3 separate regions of the Homo sapiens genome follow, and regions 2 and 3 are each linked to region 1. A link is a contact called in ENCODE Hi-C data. All regions are on one chromosome and are shown on one strand. Each heading gives the region's core, a stretch centred on a gene start or an enhancer-like site at or near the end of the contact. The rest is flanking DNA. Distances are from core to core; before and after follow the strand shown.

Region 1 (5,123 bases), core at 1,683-4,182:
CTGTCCCCATAACACGAAAGTACAAGGTGAAGCAGCAAGTGCTACCTAACAGAAAAGCAACACCAGGTTATCCAGGTCTAGCTAAGATCATTGATGAAGGCAGCGAGACGAAAAAGCAGATTTTCAATATAGACAAAAGACTTCCTTTGGAAGGAGATGACATCTAGGACTTTCATACCTAGAGAGAACTCAGTGCTTAGTTTCAAAGGGCAAGCTGGCTCTCTTGTTAGGGGCAAATGTCACTGGTGACTTTAAGCTGAAGCCAGTGGTCTTTGACCATTCTGAAAATCCTAGGGTTCTGAAGAATTATGTTACGTCTACTCTTGCCTGTGCTCTGGAAATGGAATAACACATTACTGAATATTTTAAACCCACTGTTGAGATCCACTGCTCAGAAAAAGATTTCTTTCAAAATATTACCGTTCACTGACAATGTACCTAGTCACCCAAGGGCTCTGATGGAGATGTACACAAGGAGATGAATGCTGTCTTCATGTCTGCTAACACCACATCCATTCTGCAGCTATGGATCCAAGGAGTAATCTTGACTTTCAAGTCTTAATTATTTAAGAAATACATTTTGTAAGGCTATAGCTGTGGTAGTGATTCCTCGCATGAATCTGGGCAAAGTAAACTGAAAACCTTCTGGAAAGAATCTGCCATTCTAGATGCCATTCATGATTCATGGAAGGAAGTCAAATAACATTAACAGGAGTTTGGAAGAAGTTGATTCTAACCCTTATGATGACTTGGAGGAGTTCAAGACTTCAGTGGAGGAAGGAACTGCAGATGTGGTGGAAATAATGAACAGTTGCTTCTTACGGATGAGCAAAGAAAGTGGTTTCTTGAAATGGAATTTATTCCTAGTGAAGACGCTGTGCACATTGTGGAAATGACAACAAAACATTTGGAATATCACATCAACTTAGTGGATAGCAGTGGCAGAGTTTGAGAATAGCCTCCAACTTTGAAAGAATTTTCACTGTGGTTAAAATGCTATCAAAACAGCATCACATGCTACAAAGAAGTCTTTCATGAAAGGAGGAGTCCATCAATGCAGTAAATTTCACTGTTGTCTTATTTTAAGTAACTGACACAGCCACCACCACCCTGATCAGTCAGCAGCCATCCACACTGAGGCCAGATTGTCAAAGTATAAAACAAGCAGGACTCACTAAAGGCTCAGATGATCATTAGTATTTTTAGCACTAAAATATTTTTTAATTAACGTAAGCACATTTTTATAGATATAATGCTTGCTATTGCACACTTTAAGTAGTATACTGTAATTACAACTTTCATATGCACTGAAAAACCTAAAACTGTTGCGTCACTTGCTTTACTGCAATACTTATTTTACTGCGGTGGTCTGGATTAGAACTCGAATTATCTGAGGTACGCCTGTGTACAAGGACAGGATTCACAAATCACTCTAAGTAAATTAAGCAGAGTGATGAAAGGCTCATTGGGGTCAGCCTGCCATCTTCCAAATTATGACTAAATGCAAGAGCATCACCAATAACTATACTGGCAGAGGTTCACATTTCACCTCGATTCTTCCTTATGTTTAGAGAAAGCCTATTTTTCAGTATGCCAGGAAAAATCATGAAAGTAGACCTAACTAAAGCTGGGGGTTTCTTTCATCCTGAAGAGGAACCACTTCCTAAGGAAAAATCATCTACTGTTTTAAAAAGCAAACTCTCGTAGAGTTGGAAGAGAACCCCACACACAGGTGGAACACCCCCCAGGGCTGCGGCCCCGCCGTGGCGCTCAGCCTGGCCTGCCCTGGGCCCGACCTCAGGACGCCGCCATTCCCGGACCCTCGGGCCTCCCGTCAGGAATCCGCCATCGGAACGGAGGCCCTAACTGGTCCCGTCGCAGAGCCACTGTCCAAATAAGGCATTTCGAGAGCCACGAGGATGACATAAAGCAGACTCCGCGTTTCTTCATTTTTCGTTAAGTGACACGATTTCCCTCACAAGGAAGGTGCAAACCCACAGGGCGCCCAGACCCTGCCCGGCACTTCCTGTCATCCATTACCACGACCCGTGTGACAGAAGCGGCTCTTCCCACCAATTCCCGGGACGCCGGAACCGCTTCCCCAGCACCCGGCCCCAAACACTGCCGTCAGCGAGCGGCCCTGGGCTGCTCCCGCGCCGGCGCCCGGCTGAGGGCCACGAGCCCCATCACGCCCACCGCCCCCAGGACCCCGACCCACCCGCTCGCCACGGCCGAGGCCGGGGCCGGGGTCGCGGCCGCCATCTTCCCGCCTGCGCCGCCGCGCGCCCCGCACCCTCCGAGCAGCCCCGCCGGCCCTGAGGACTCCGCGAGGCCGCGGACCCGACCGGCCCCACGCGCGCCGCCCGCCCCGGCCCCGCCCCGCCGCGCGCCCCCGACCCTCACGCCCGCCGCCCCGCCCGCGCCGGGCTCCGCGCGCCCCCGCCCCGCGCCGGGGCGCGCGCCGCACTCCGAAAGGGACGGTTAGGAGCGCGCGCTTCGATCAGGCCCAGCGCGGCGGCGGCGGCGCCTTCCAGAAATTTCCGCGTCCCTCAACCCACACTAAGAAACCAACTGGGCGCGCCCCCGCGCCGGTTGGGCTGAAGGCGCCCCCTCCCCCGCGGGTGCCCGCTCCCCTCCCCCACCCGCGCCCCCTCCCCGCCCCCTGCCCCGGGCGGCGGGTCAAATGCGGGCCCTCGAGGGCAGCGCCGGCCCTCCAGACCCGGGCGGCAGCGGCGGCGGCGGGCGGCGGCCGCGGGCCGGTGTGATTGATAGGGACGGCGGCGGCGAGAGCGGCGGCGGCGGCGGCGGAGCGGTTGAGTGACAGCTTACCTGGGTGCCAATCTTCATCACACTGACAAGCGGCTGCAGCAATCGGGACCCGCAGTGCCGCGCCCGCGTCCAACCGTCACGCCGACGCTGGGCCACGCGACACAGCCTCGCTCAATGGGAGGAGGGCGACGCCGACGCGCGCCGCATCAATATTCAGAGAGGGGGCGGGGCCTGCCGGAGACGGGCCCCGCCCCTCCCTGCGCGGCGGCGGGCGCGGGGCGGGGCCTGATCGCTGGGGGAGGAGAGCGAGGGCGGGAACCGGGCGGTGGCCGGCCCCGCCTCCAGCCCCGCCCGCACCCGGAGCTAGGCCGTGCCCCCAACCGGCCGCGCCCGAGCGCGAGGAGCTGTCTGCCCCGCCCCGAAGGCAGAGCCTCCCGCCTTATGACTATGCAGTAGGGGCGTGGCCTCAGCGCACGTCTTGCCCCCTCCGCGCCCTCGGTTGCCGCCCAGGAGAGGTGTGTGTAGCCGGGCGAAACCATTTGCCTCGAGCAGGCGGGGAGGGAGGGCTGTACCATCCGTAACCCCACCGCCGGGCGTCCCGTAGCCGAAGGCCTCCGTTCTGTGTGTGCCCGGTTTGAATGTAAGCCCGTGGGAGCCTCGCAGCCTTCCTCCCCAGGCTCTGGAGCCCGGGTGGGCCCGTCCTGGGCGGCACAGTGGATGCTCACGTGCCTCCCCCCCTGCGGCAGCGCGAGTGCTTAGCACCTGAGGCTTTACCCTGGGGGCTGTCTTCCCTCTGTGAGGACCCCAGCAAGGACTCATGATGTCCACAGGTGCTTAGGGGTGGCCTCTGGGCTACTTGGCCTCGCTTGACCACACCTTCCGGCCCAGGTGAGCCTTGCGGGTCTAGGTGACCAATGCGGCCTCCAGGTAAAGGGCACCTGCCTTAGGGGACGCCCACAAGTGTCTGCATTTCAAACTGCTTTGAAAGACCACCCTAACCGACCACTGCCACAATGTACCCACAAGTGCAGATGGTGGCTTTGGTCTCCAAGATGTAAGGAAAGGGCGACACATTCCCCACTGCGTAGGAAAGCACACGGTTTGCCTGACTGGCCTTCAATACTGCAGAAACATCCATTTATGCAGTGGCCCACCGAAGGCCATCAGTGCCTTGAGTCCATACACAGCGCGGGAAGGGCAGCTCTGTGGGCCCCCACTCCTCCCGGAAGGCAGACAGGCCCAGGACTGGAGCTGATTGCTAGAGGGAGCCTGGGGGTAGGTCTAGGCATGAACAGCTCGGAGGACATCCCTCCTGTGTCTTCAGAGCTCCACACCGCCAGGAGGTCTTGGCCAAGTGCTGTGCAGCTGCAGAGCCGCCTCTTTCAGAAAGATGGGAAGCAGCAGGGTGGGCAAGAGGGAGGCCCTGAGATACTTGCCCAAGGAGGGAAGTTCAAGGGGACAAAAAAAGCTCAGTATTCAAGACTGAGCATAATCTGCAGAGCCTAGTGCAAGATCCAGATGCAAGTGTCAATAGGTGTTGGAACAGAGAGACTCCACATGGGCTGGGTAAACTGAAGCTGAGACCTGCTGGGCCGCACCCCCCAGGAGTTAAGGCGTTCTTAGTAATCGGATGAGATAGGAGGTCGGAACAAGACACAGGTCACAAGGATCCTGCTGATAAAACAGGATGCAGTAAAGAAGCCGGCCAAATCCCACCAAAACCAAGATGGCGGGGAAAGTGACCTGTGGCCTTCCTCACTGCTGATTATACACTAATTATAATATATGAGCTTGGTAAAACACACTCTCGCCAGCGCCATGACAGTTTTCAAATGCCATGGCAACGTTTGGAAGATACCCTACATTGCCTAAAAGGGGTCGGGCGCAGTGGCTCACGCCAGTAATCCCAGCACTTTGGGGAGGCCAAGGCGGGCAGATTACTTGAGGTCAGGAGTTGAGACCAGCATGGCCAATATGGTGAAACCCCATCTCTACTAAAAATACCAAAAAATTAAGCAGGCGTGGTGGCATACACCTGTAGTCCCAGCTACTTGGGAGGCTGAGGCAGGAGAATCGCTTGAACCTGGGAAGCAAAGGTTGCAGTGAGCCGAGATCACGCCATTGCACTCCAGCCTGGGCAACGAGCAAGACTCCATCTCCAATAAATAAATAAATAAATGGAAGAGGAAGCCTAAGTTCTGGGAATTCCCCACCACTTTCCCAGAAAACTCATGAATAATCCACCCCTTGTTTAGCACGTGATCAAGAAATAACCAATATAATTCAGGAACGGATTCTAGGGAAAAAAAAAAGGACCATAAAAATAGCCAACCAGCAGCCCTTGGGGCTGCTCT
Region 2 (5,123 bases), core at 837-3,336, 900 kb after region 1:
AGGAACGGGAGGTCCTCATCGTACGGGGTGGAACAGGACAAATCAGCTTCCGGGACCAGGGCAGCTTGGCTGAGAGCCTAGAGGTGACTTGCATGAAGAACGGTGGAATATGGCCGGAAGGAACGCGCTCACCTACTCAGTGACCACGCCGAGCTAGGCAAAGGCCGAGGACTTCCTGCACCAAGAACTTAGCAGAGTGGATCTAGCTTGCGTTTTTCATCGTAACCTGAGCAGAGATGCCAACCACATTAAGGACACTTACAGCTCCTGGTCTCTAGAGAGGTGCCAGGGCCCCACCTGATCGTTACATGGCCCCAGCTGGTCCGCAGCAGAGCCGTCCTGCACACATGCGCACACGCACACACACACACGCGCGCGCGCACACACACACACACTCATCTCCTGTGGAACCCGGGAGATGTTTGCCCTGTTTTGTTTTTAACATTTTATCCGAGGTCACGTGCCATCCCAAGCCTGGCTTCTTGGCCAAGCCCAGAGAAGAAAGCAGTTAGCAGATCCTGCCATCCCGCAAAGACCCACAAGGGCCATCAGAGCAGGAGCCGGGGGTCTTGGATTCCGGTCTCAGAGATGGGAAAGCCTAATGCTCTGGGGCCAACAAGAGTCCTGGGGTCAGATGGACCTGTGCTCACACCCAGGCTCACAAACCCCTGTTGCATGATTGCGCCCATGTCATGCCCTCCCAGTGCCCCTCTCTTGTCATCTGTGAAATAACAGCCATGTCCTGTGGCTGCAAAAGGCTGAAGTGGGGTCATGCCTGTGAAGGCAGTGCTGGCACACAGGGAAAATTCGGGGCGACCACGTGTGGGGTTGCTGAGGTTCTGCCCCGTGTCCTCATATACAATGAGGGGTTCTGGAAACACCTCCTAAGACCTTCTCCAGCTTCCCAGGATACCCACCCATTATGCATCTGAACTGTGGGGTCTACACATTACCTGTTCCAATGGGAAAATCCATTTCACAAATCACAAAGCAAAATCCTGCTTCTGGGTGAAAAACGTTAAAGTAGTACAAAAACATAGTTGATTTTAGAAACAGAATGGATTCCTTTAAATTTGTAACTGAATATGACAGATTTTAAGAGGAAAATGATTTTAAAATTCCGCAGTCCCATTTCCCTGGATTCTGGGGTTTCAGAACTCCCGTGTGTTTTTAAGAAGCTGCCCTGCTCTCCGCATGCCTGGGAAAACTCCGGACAGAGCCCTGGTGCAGCCTCTGGCTCCTGTGGTGACTCTGCCCTGTGAGCTGTGTGGCCTGGGCAAGTCCCTGATCCATTCTGGGTCTCCCTTTCTTTTTTGTTTTTGTATTGTGGCTTTTTTTGTTTGTTTGTTTGTTTGTTTGGGGGCTTTTGCTCTGCCGCCCAGGCTGCAGTGCAGTGGAGCAATCTTAGCTCACTGCAGCCTGGACCTCCCAAGCTCAAGTGATCCTCCCATCCCAGCCTCCTGTGTAGCTGGGACCACAAGTGTGCACCACCATGGCTGGCTAATTTTTTTTTTTTTTTGGTACACATGGGGTCTCATGATGTTGCCCAGGCTAGGTCTCCTTTTTTTTTTAAATCTGTAAGTGAGGACTTGAATGCACCAAGGTTCAGGAGACCTTTCTTCTGCGTCTGTAGGAGCTCACTGTTCTCAGTGGGATCTGAGGACCCACAGCATCTGCATCACCCACAGACATGTAGAGTTCCAGGCCCTGCACCCCAGACCTGCTGGCTAAGAATCTGCATTTTACCCCCACGAACGCCCAGGTGATTCAGCAACAGGTTCCCACTGGGGGAGTCCTCTTCCCAAAACCCTACCCGGCACTCCTGCCCCACCTCCACAGCTGCTACCATGTGCGCTTACCAAAAAGCTTGTCCACAAAAGAACAGATGTCGCCTCTCCAAGCAGAGGCGTCCTTGCCTGCCCAGGTCTCCACAGGGGGCTGTCCTCATGAGACCCATGCCAGGAAGCCCCTGTCCTTAAGAACTGCCCATGCCAAGCCCAGACCCCTCACCTGTGAAGCCGCTGGCCTGGCTTGGGCCCACAGCACTGACCAGAGCCAGCAGTGCCAGCCCCGAGGTCCTGAGCATCGTCCGGCAGTGGTGGCAGTACAGGGCTCTGGGCCTCTACCAAGAAGCCTGGGTCTCTGCTACGCCAGGGCTCATAGGGGCCTGAGCTGCCTGGACCTGGAGAAACGGCCTTTCTGTCCCCTGTGCTGCTGCAGGTGGCAATGACTTCAGAGGAAGCACCGCTGGGAGCAGTCCCTTATGCCTGCTCGTTAACACCCACCATTGCCATGGCCGTTTCCCTGGGGGCTCCTGCGTGTCACAGCCTATTCTGCTCCAAGCAGATGGCATCTTTTAGGAAAGGTGAGTACCCAAAAGCCCAGACCGCATCGCTGGATCCCATCTCGTTGTTACGCAGAAAACACATTTGAGACTCATATCTGAGTCTCTCCATCAACACGGAGTATTCTCTTACCCTATCGTTCTGAACTGGCAGAAGAAAACAGCATCAAATCAAAGTGGAACATCACGTTCAGAAAAGCGTCCTTCACACGGTTCCACAATGCACTTCAAAAGTCACAAAAATGTCCAGGTGCTTTGACCCAGTCCTCTCCTCCCGGAGCTTGGGCTGAGAGCACGAAGCTGTGGTCACAGGGATGTGCATTACCTATTATGACTTAAAGTGGGAAATTACATAATTGGACAGCCACAGGAGAGTGGGAGAGTAATTATTACAGAGCATCTGGATGCAGCATTACACGGGCGTTGAAATGCTCACCATGAAGTTTTAGTAGCACAAACAAATACTTAACAATGTGAAGTCAAAACAGCAACGCATGCAATTTCATCTCCATGAAAGTGACAACTCTGTACAGTTATATAAGCATGGAGAAAACTCCAGAAAGGGCCCTGGGACAGGAAGAAAACATTTTGAGGAGTGATAAGAATACAGGTGATTAATGTTTTATTTCAGTAGTCATCATGGTATATGTGAAGTAGATTTCTAAATCTCATGTTAAGTTCTTTCTAGCTCATGATGTTTTCATACTGCACCGTTGATTGCCTCTCACTTCTTAGTGTTGACTGCTGAAGCCCAATTTTTAACATTGGATGAAGAAGATCTTGTTGATTTTACTGAGGAAACATTCAGATGAATTAACAAAGATTCACGTTGGCTGCATGGTTCGGGAGCATAATTCCCTGGTGTTCTAGATACAAAACGATTCCTCCAGAAGGGACCTTCTCGCCTAACTCCCGCACCAACGTTGCTACCTCTTTTATTCTCTGTAGATTAATCTCTGAGATGATGAACTGCTGCATTTGCTTGGCTAATGACTAAATGTCAGATGCCATGACAAGAATACAAAAAGGAGGCTGGAAATGATCTCACAGCAAAGGGGCTGCGTACAACGGGTGTCCTTGGAACACAGCAGCTTTTATAGAAAACCAAAAGCTTCACACAGAATTGGCTCATTAAAAAACGTTTTCATACGAAAAGAATAAATGTTAAAGCTATTATATAATACTCAAGGAAGTGAAATTTTATTAACACTAAAAGAATAAAAAGTATTATGATTTAAGTAAATCTGAACATTTTAAAATGCAAGATGAATTTGTATTATCTTGTATATATCATCTCAAAATGTTTGCTACTATAATGTATGAATGTCTATAAAATATCAAGGTAAATCAGGGATAATATTACAGGTTAAAACTCAAAATTCGTCTGGTGCACTGTTGTCTCTCATCTTCACGATTGCCCTATGAAATAGGTCCTTTGTCCCTATTATATAGGTGAGAAAACAGGTTCAGAAAGGCCACACAGCCAGTAAACAAGAGATTAAACCCAGGCTTGTCTAAGCCTCAAGCCGCAGTTCTTCACACTCCACTCCACTGCTGGTCTGTCATGATTTAACCACAGACCCCAAGACAGGGGAACAAAATCAAGACATTTTACCAGTTGAGGACTTCATAATAATTTATAATCATCCATAAAATGTCATTGTAACATGCTGTCTCTTTATATTAAAATGATTAAAGAAAAAAATCCCAAAATTAACAGTCTGTTTCTAGCTTGGTGTCTCCTTCAACCTCTGTTTTATTGAGGCACAATGAAAGATACCCCTGCTGTTTGTGTGTGTGTGTGTGTGTGTGTGTGTGTGTGTGTGTGTTTCTGTCTGTGTTTTGTCCATGGAAGGCATTTTTCTCCAGTTATCCTTTATACATATTTTCCTGCATGATGGCCGGAGGGATTTTTCACATTTGCCCTGTCCATGTAAACACTCTGAGGAGAAAAACAACCCCATACTGTAACCCACCAGGGAGAGAATTCTCCAGCACTTGGTGTCCAACAATGCCGGGGTGTGTCTTCCACAGTCCATCCAGCAGAGAGCCCCAAATTCGCTCAGGGCCTCTGTGCAGAAAGGCCAGCATCCCCCACACAGCATCCAAGGGCTGGAGAGACAATGGAGGCCACTGGTGTGCCATGCTGGCTTTCAGGGCACACATGCCCAGGCATTCACACCCACTCACACTCACATACATGCGCTCACACTGGGCATAAACACAGACACATCCACACTCACATGTGCACCGACACATACAGACACACTCACACAAGTCCACACACATACTGACACACGTTCACACTTACACACACTTACAAACACAAACTCATATGCCACATCACTCATGCATGCTCATTCACACATGCCCACACTAACACATGTACACATATTCACTCATATGTATATGGGCATGCATGGTAACGGCTGCCGGGCAGGTGCAGGCAGAAAGAGGCAGGGTGGGAGAAGCCCTCATCTCCAAGGGGTGGCCAGCTGGGTTTATTTTCAGGGAAAGCTGGTTGTGATGGAGAATGTGAGGACGAGCTAGGGAGGAGAGTCATGCAACCAAAAAATGGTTTGGACTTGGAAGAGACCTTGAGTCATCCAGCCCAGCATCCAGCCCATCCAGGTGGCTCTCTGACAGCGGCGGTGACTTAACACCCTGTTTCTCGGGGTGTGTGTGGGGACCACCTGCATGGGGAGGGAACATATAGAAAATGCAGGCTCCCAGCCTCACCCCTCTCTCACTCAGGCACTGGAGGATAGGCCCCCCGGCA
Region 3 (5,123 bases), core at 1,359-3,858, 730 kb after region 1:
TGGCTGCCAAGCAGAGGGATGCCTCTGAACTCAGCTTCCTGAGCTTCCCTGGTCCTTTCAGATTCGACGGACACGGAGATGATGCCACATGCAAGCCTTGGGCCTCGGCTCTGTGCTTGTCTTGTAAAGTAAAGCAAGGACTTTGGGCCTGCACATGACTTGGGAGGCCCTCCCATGCCCAAGGCCAGTGCTGGCGTGGCCTGCCTGGGAAGAGTAGGGGCTCCAGTGGGATTCTGAGTCTCCCAGCTCTCTCTGGGTGGGCCCCCACTGTCTCCCTCTAGGACCGACTGTGCCTAGGCCTGGGGTTCAAGGCCTTCTTTCCACAATTGGGCCCTTCCAGACACGTTTCCCATTCCCCCCGCCTCGCCTCCACTTCCCCCACACCAGGCTGGTCTGGTCAGGGTCTCCCAAACATGCGTTGGCCGCTGCCATTCATCCCATTGAAAAGGACCACCCTATCATCCCAACCTTGTCCTGCCCGCTCATCGAGCCAGTTTTGTGGCCCCAAGAAGCAAGTAAACTTCACACGGTGGCTGGCCACAGCTCTAATCCTACATCGAGTCCTTATTCATCTTCAGACTTAAGACAACTTAGTGTATCTCGCTGAGCCTCTGTTATCTCATTTGTAAACTGAGGTAACAACACGTACCTCCTTCCACCTGGTGCTGCTGGGGAGACAAAATGAGATCAGGACTGTGAAGCATTTGCCACCCGGTTGGGCCTCCATGAATACAGGTCCTCCCTTTCCTGCCCAAACCTAAAGCAAACCTCCTTCCTCCAAGCACTTGTTCAATTTGCAGACTCATCATTTTACCATCAGGAGAGTCAAAACAGTAGGGCCTGGAGGCAAACTAGTCAGGTCTGAATCCCACTTCCCTCCTGGGTAGGTCACCGACCGACCGTGGGCCTCTGTATTCCAGAGGAGATAGTGACAGCCCTAGCTCCTCACAGGGTATGGTCAGGCAAGTTCATGTCTGCTGGGCGCTGAGCTGTCCCTGTGTTCGTTTCTGTTGTTGCCTTTGTGTTGTGATCCCTGCCGTTCCTGCCAGCAATACCACTTAGTGCTGCTGTTGCTTCCCTTCATGTGTCTGGTGGGTCTCTCCCAAGCCGATCCCTGCGGGGTCTGGGGGCCACCTTCCTATACCCCGCACACACCCCTTGTTGGGCTCCTGACCCTGCCTCCATGCCAGCAGCACAGCATGCCAGGGAGGAAAGGGGTAAGTGCAAGAGAGACAAAGCACGTTTGTGTTATGTTCCCATCAGTGAAAATGAGACTCAGGAATGGCCCACATGGAGGGTACCGCGGGAGAGACCCTGACCTCACACAGGCAAGTTCTGTCCACTGGCGCTCACTGTGTGTGTGACCCAAAGAACTAAAATCTCAATGACCATGAGCGGCCACCAGAGGAGGCCTGCAGGGAGGCTCATGGGTGGCCCCTGACTCATTCCCTGGGAGGTCCCAGCCCTGTTTTCAGGGCTCTCTTCCAACAGGCTAGCTGGACTGTGCTCCTCCACGTTTGGGCACCACTGCATGCGGCTGCCTATCTCTGGGAGCCTGGAGTCCCCCTCCATGCAGGATGCCCAGAGCACCCACGGGAAACCAAAGACCACTGAGGCATGGGGCAGGGAATGGGAAGTGAACTGGGTTTGGATCTGGCTTCCACCCCCTCTATAATGCCTTCAAAATAAGACTGGAAGCACCAAAGTCCCCAAAGAGCTGGGTCCACTCTGCTTGTCCCCTGGGAACATGGCTTCAATGGGATGTGCCACCCCAGGAGAAGGTCAACACGCGCAGCTAGAAACCCTCAGTTCCTCCTCCAGTCTTCATCTCTCCTCCTGTCCCCAAGAGTCCTCAGTGGTTTAGACTTAGAATCCTTTAAACGCCCCCTCCCCCTGCACCCCCATATGTGTTCACACGTGACCCAAGACACACAACACACGGGCACCTTCCTCACCCAGTGAGGACTCTTCATCCCCCTCTCACTTTTTTTTTTTTTTTGAGATGGAATCTCACTCTGTCACCCAGGCTGGAGTGCAGTGGCGCCATCTCGGCTGACTGCAACCTCCGCCTCCCAGGTTCAAGTGATTCTCCTGCCTCAGCCTCCCAAGTAGCTGGGACTACAGGCGTGCACCACCATGCCTGGCTAATTTTTGTATTTTTAGTAGAGATGGGATTTCATCATGCTGGCCAGGCTGGTCTCAAACTCCTGACCCTGGTGATCTGCCTGCCTCAGCCTCCCAAAGTGCCGGGATTACAGGTGTGAGCCACTGCGCCTGGCCCTCCCTCTCACTTCTTTACAGCTCCATACCGTCTTTTTACTTTTTTGATTTCAAACTGCCTTACATTTACAAAATGATGATGCTGATGATGGCAATAGCTGATGCTTATATAGATCTACTATGCCGCAGGGCACGATTCTAAGCTTTCGCATACATTAACTCACTTAATTCTCAACACAGAACTCATTTAATTCTCACCAGAACCCTGCAAGGTCCATATTTCAATACACCCAGATGAGAAAACTGAGGCACCAGAGACCTAAAATAACCTTCCCCAAGAACCATAGCTAGTAAGCAGAAGTGAAACCGACCAGAAACAGAACTTAAACTGAGTGGTCTGGCTCCGGAGTCCACACACAATATGACACTTACTTTCTGTGCAGATCACTTGCTTGTGAGATGTGAGGAAGAAAAATAAATGAATAAATCAATGAAAAATAAATGTGCCCACGAGCCAGCCAGGCGGTAATCTCAGCAACACACCCCAGGCCCGGCGCCCCTCCCTCATCCCAGTCCCCTGCCTTCACCAGATGTCCCCACTCTCTTGAATGGTATTACATCCTTGTTTTTCTCTATCTTGCACCACGTTCGTATTTATCCTTTAACAATTTTGGTGACTTTTGAATGTTTTGAAGTTTTTAGAAAAGGCATCACATTGCATGTGTTCCAGGAATTGCTTTTTCTCCCTCTCCATTATCTTGTCCATGAGATCTGTTCTTGTTGATGCCTGTAACTGTGCTTCATTTCTTTTCTGGGCTGTATAATATTCCACTGTGGACCCATCACAGTTTGTTTATTCGCTCTTTTTTTTTTTTTTTTTTGAGAGAGGTCTTGCTCTGTCACTCAGGCCAGAGTGCAGTGGCACAATCATGGCTCACCGCAACCTCAATCTCCCTGGCTCAAAAAGTCCTCCCTCAGCCCCCCAAGTAACTGGGACTACAGGTGTGCACCACCATGCCCAGGTGTTTTTTTTTTTAATTTTTTAAATTTTTTTATTTTGCAGAGGCAGGGTTTCGCCATGTTGCCCAGGCTGCTCTCGAACTCCTGGGCTCAAACAATTCACCCGCCTCGGCCTCCTAAAGTTCTGAGATTACAGGCGTGAGCCACCGCACCTGCCTGGTTTATTCACTCTTCTTTCAATGAGCATTTGGGTCATATCCAGTCTTGTTGTTGTTATGAACAGTGCTGCTGAGAGCGCTGTATTCAGGTCGAAGTGAAAATGCTGGGCCACAGAGGGTGCGTATCTTCAACTCAGCTTCATGAAGCCAAACAACGTCTGTGGCAGCTGCCCTGCACCCCCCACGGGTGGTGCCTCACAGTCTTCCTTGCTCCAGGGTTCTCTAGTTTAGACAGAACTGCACTTCACTTCGCTTCCCTCCACCACTGCTGTCTGGACAGGTCCCAGGAGTCCTGCAACAGACACATCTCCACTCTCACACCAATCCTCTAATGAGGCCCCTCAGCAACTACTATCTTTCCAGATTTTACAGAGAAACTGGCTGGGGGATAAATCAGATGACGACGGAGATCATGACAATCTTACTGCAGCTTGAACAGGTTTAACAAATAAGCAGAAAGAAACCTAATCTTCTTTATCCTCCTCTCTATGCTTCCTACCACTTTTCTTTTTCAAAACGTTGCTCTCTCATGACCATCTTTGCTTCCTTTTCTTTTGTATAATATTAGTGACCTCAGGCTGCCCCAAGAAAATGCCACAAAATGTGCCGTCTCACCGTTCTGAGGGCAGAAGTTCAAAATCGAGATGTCCGCGATGCCACACTCCCTCCGGAGGCTCCAGGGGAGGGTCCTTCCTTGCGTCTCCAGGCTCTTGCTGGCCCCAGGCGTCTGTGGGCTGTGGCTGTGTTACTCCAACGGCTGCCTCCATCTTCATGGGGCTGTCTCCTCCACATGTCTCTGTCTCTTCTCCCCTGCATCTCTGTGACTTTTTCTTCTCTTCTTCTCTTGTAAGATCATGTCCTTGGATTTTGAATCCATCCTAATCCGGGGTGGCCCCATCTGGACATCCTTAACTTAATCACATCTGTCTGCAAATTGACCTTTTTCTGAATAAGGTCACATTTACAGGTTCTGAGAGTTGGGACATGTATGTACCATTTTGGAGGGTCACCATCAACCCACTACACCATAGTCACCAGTCTAGTCCAAGATCTCCACCCAAATGCTTCCCAGAAAGTCCATTTCCAAGACTGCCCATCACCATACTCTCCCGTTACCTAAATTCTAAACACCACACCTGCTCAGTTCTCCACCGGGTGCCCCCGGGTTCTGCCCCTCTTTGTGGCCTTTTCCAAAGGCTGTGATTTCTCCAGAGATTCTCATCCTCCTCCAATTCCTATAACCCTTCTCTGGGCATTATTCACTGTCTTAGATAACCCCTGCCTGATAGTGAGAGCTCCTTGTGTCCCTATCAATTATAAACTCATTGAGGGACATGCTATCTTTACTTTTTCCTCCCCAAGACTGAGCAAAAATACTTTGCTTATAACAGATAATAAAAGTTTGTTGAATGAAGACAAGATGCTTTTTCCCCATAATGAAAATAGAAAAAAGAATTTCAAATATTTTTATCCTGAAAATTACTCAGAGAAAGACACAAACTCACCAAGAAACAGAAAGAGGACCAGCTAGAAATTGTTTCTGGGAAGTTTATAATAGTTCATATACCTTACCTTAGACAGTCACGTCTAACTTGAAGTAAAACAAAGTTTCTTTAGAATAGTTTTAAAATCACGGTCAAATTCTAAGTCTTGTGGCTTCATTTTAATTGTAGGATTTTTTTTTCTTTTAAAAACTTATCCCAGTCTGGTTGCCTGAGACTTTTT

The links. A loop is a pair of places that touch in the nucleus more often than their neighbours do. Pooled maps may share reads with other maps.
Region 2: a loop to region 1 is called in a map of CD8-positive, alpha-beta T cell, with 5 times the contacts of the local background. The contact joins the promoter of UMODL1 here to the promoter of PKNOX1 in region 1. A Hi-C loop is called at or near these places in 2 of 168 maps with a recorded cell type or tissue (CD4-positive, alpha-beta memory T cell and CD8-positive, alpha-beta T cell) and 8 of 50 pooled maps.
Region 3: a loop to region 1 is called in a pooled map, with 4 times the contacts of the local background. The contact joins the enhancer-like site here to the promoter of PKNOX1 in region 1. A Hi-C loop is called at or near these places in 1 of 168 maps with a recorded cell type or tissue (naive thymus-derived CD4-positive, alpha-beta T cell) and 13 of 50 pooled maps.

What each region holds. Positions count from the first base shown.
Region 1 is chr21:42,972,371-42,977,493 of GRCh38, reverse strand. It overlaps PKNOX1 (PBX/knotted 1 homeobox 1), which reads right to left and starts at 2,932. Exons shown (of 11, transcript NM_004571.5): 1 at 2,830-2,932. RefSeq lists an enhancer at 1,407-2,133 and silencers at 2,095-2,294, 2,435-2,754, 2,885-3,274, 3,585-3,744.
Region 2 is chr21:42,068,280-42,073,402 of GRCh38, reverse strand. UMODL1 (uromodulin like 1) reads right to left here and starts at 2,086. Exons shown (of 23, transcript NM_001004416.3): 1 at 2,011-2,086. The coding sequence starts at 2,086. RefSeq lists enhancers at 1-397, 398-899.
Region 3 is chr21:42,246,881-42,252,003 of GRCh38, reverse strand. All of the region lies in intron 2 of ABCG1 (ATP binding cassette subfamily G member 1), which reads right to left. Among named protein-coding and RNA genes, the nearest start is that of ABCG1, 30 kb to the right of the region's middle. Within about 2 kb of position 2,608, at least 3 of the 41 ENCODE cell types and tissues checked have a DNase peak (open chromatin) inside an H3K27ac peak, as active enhancers do.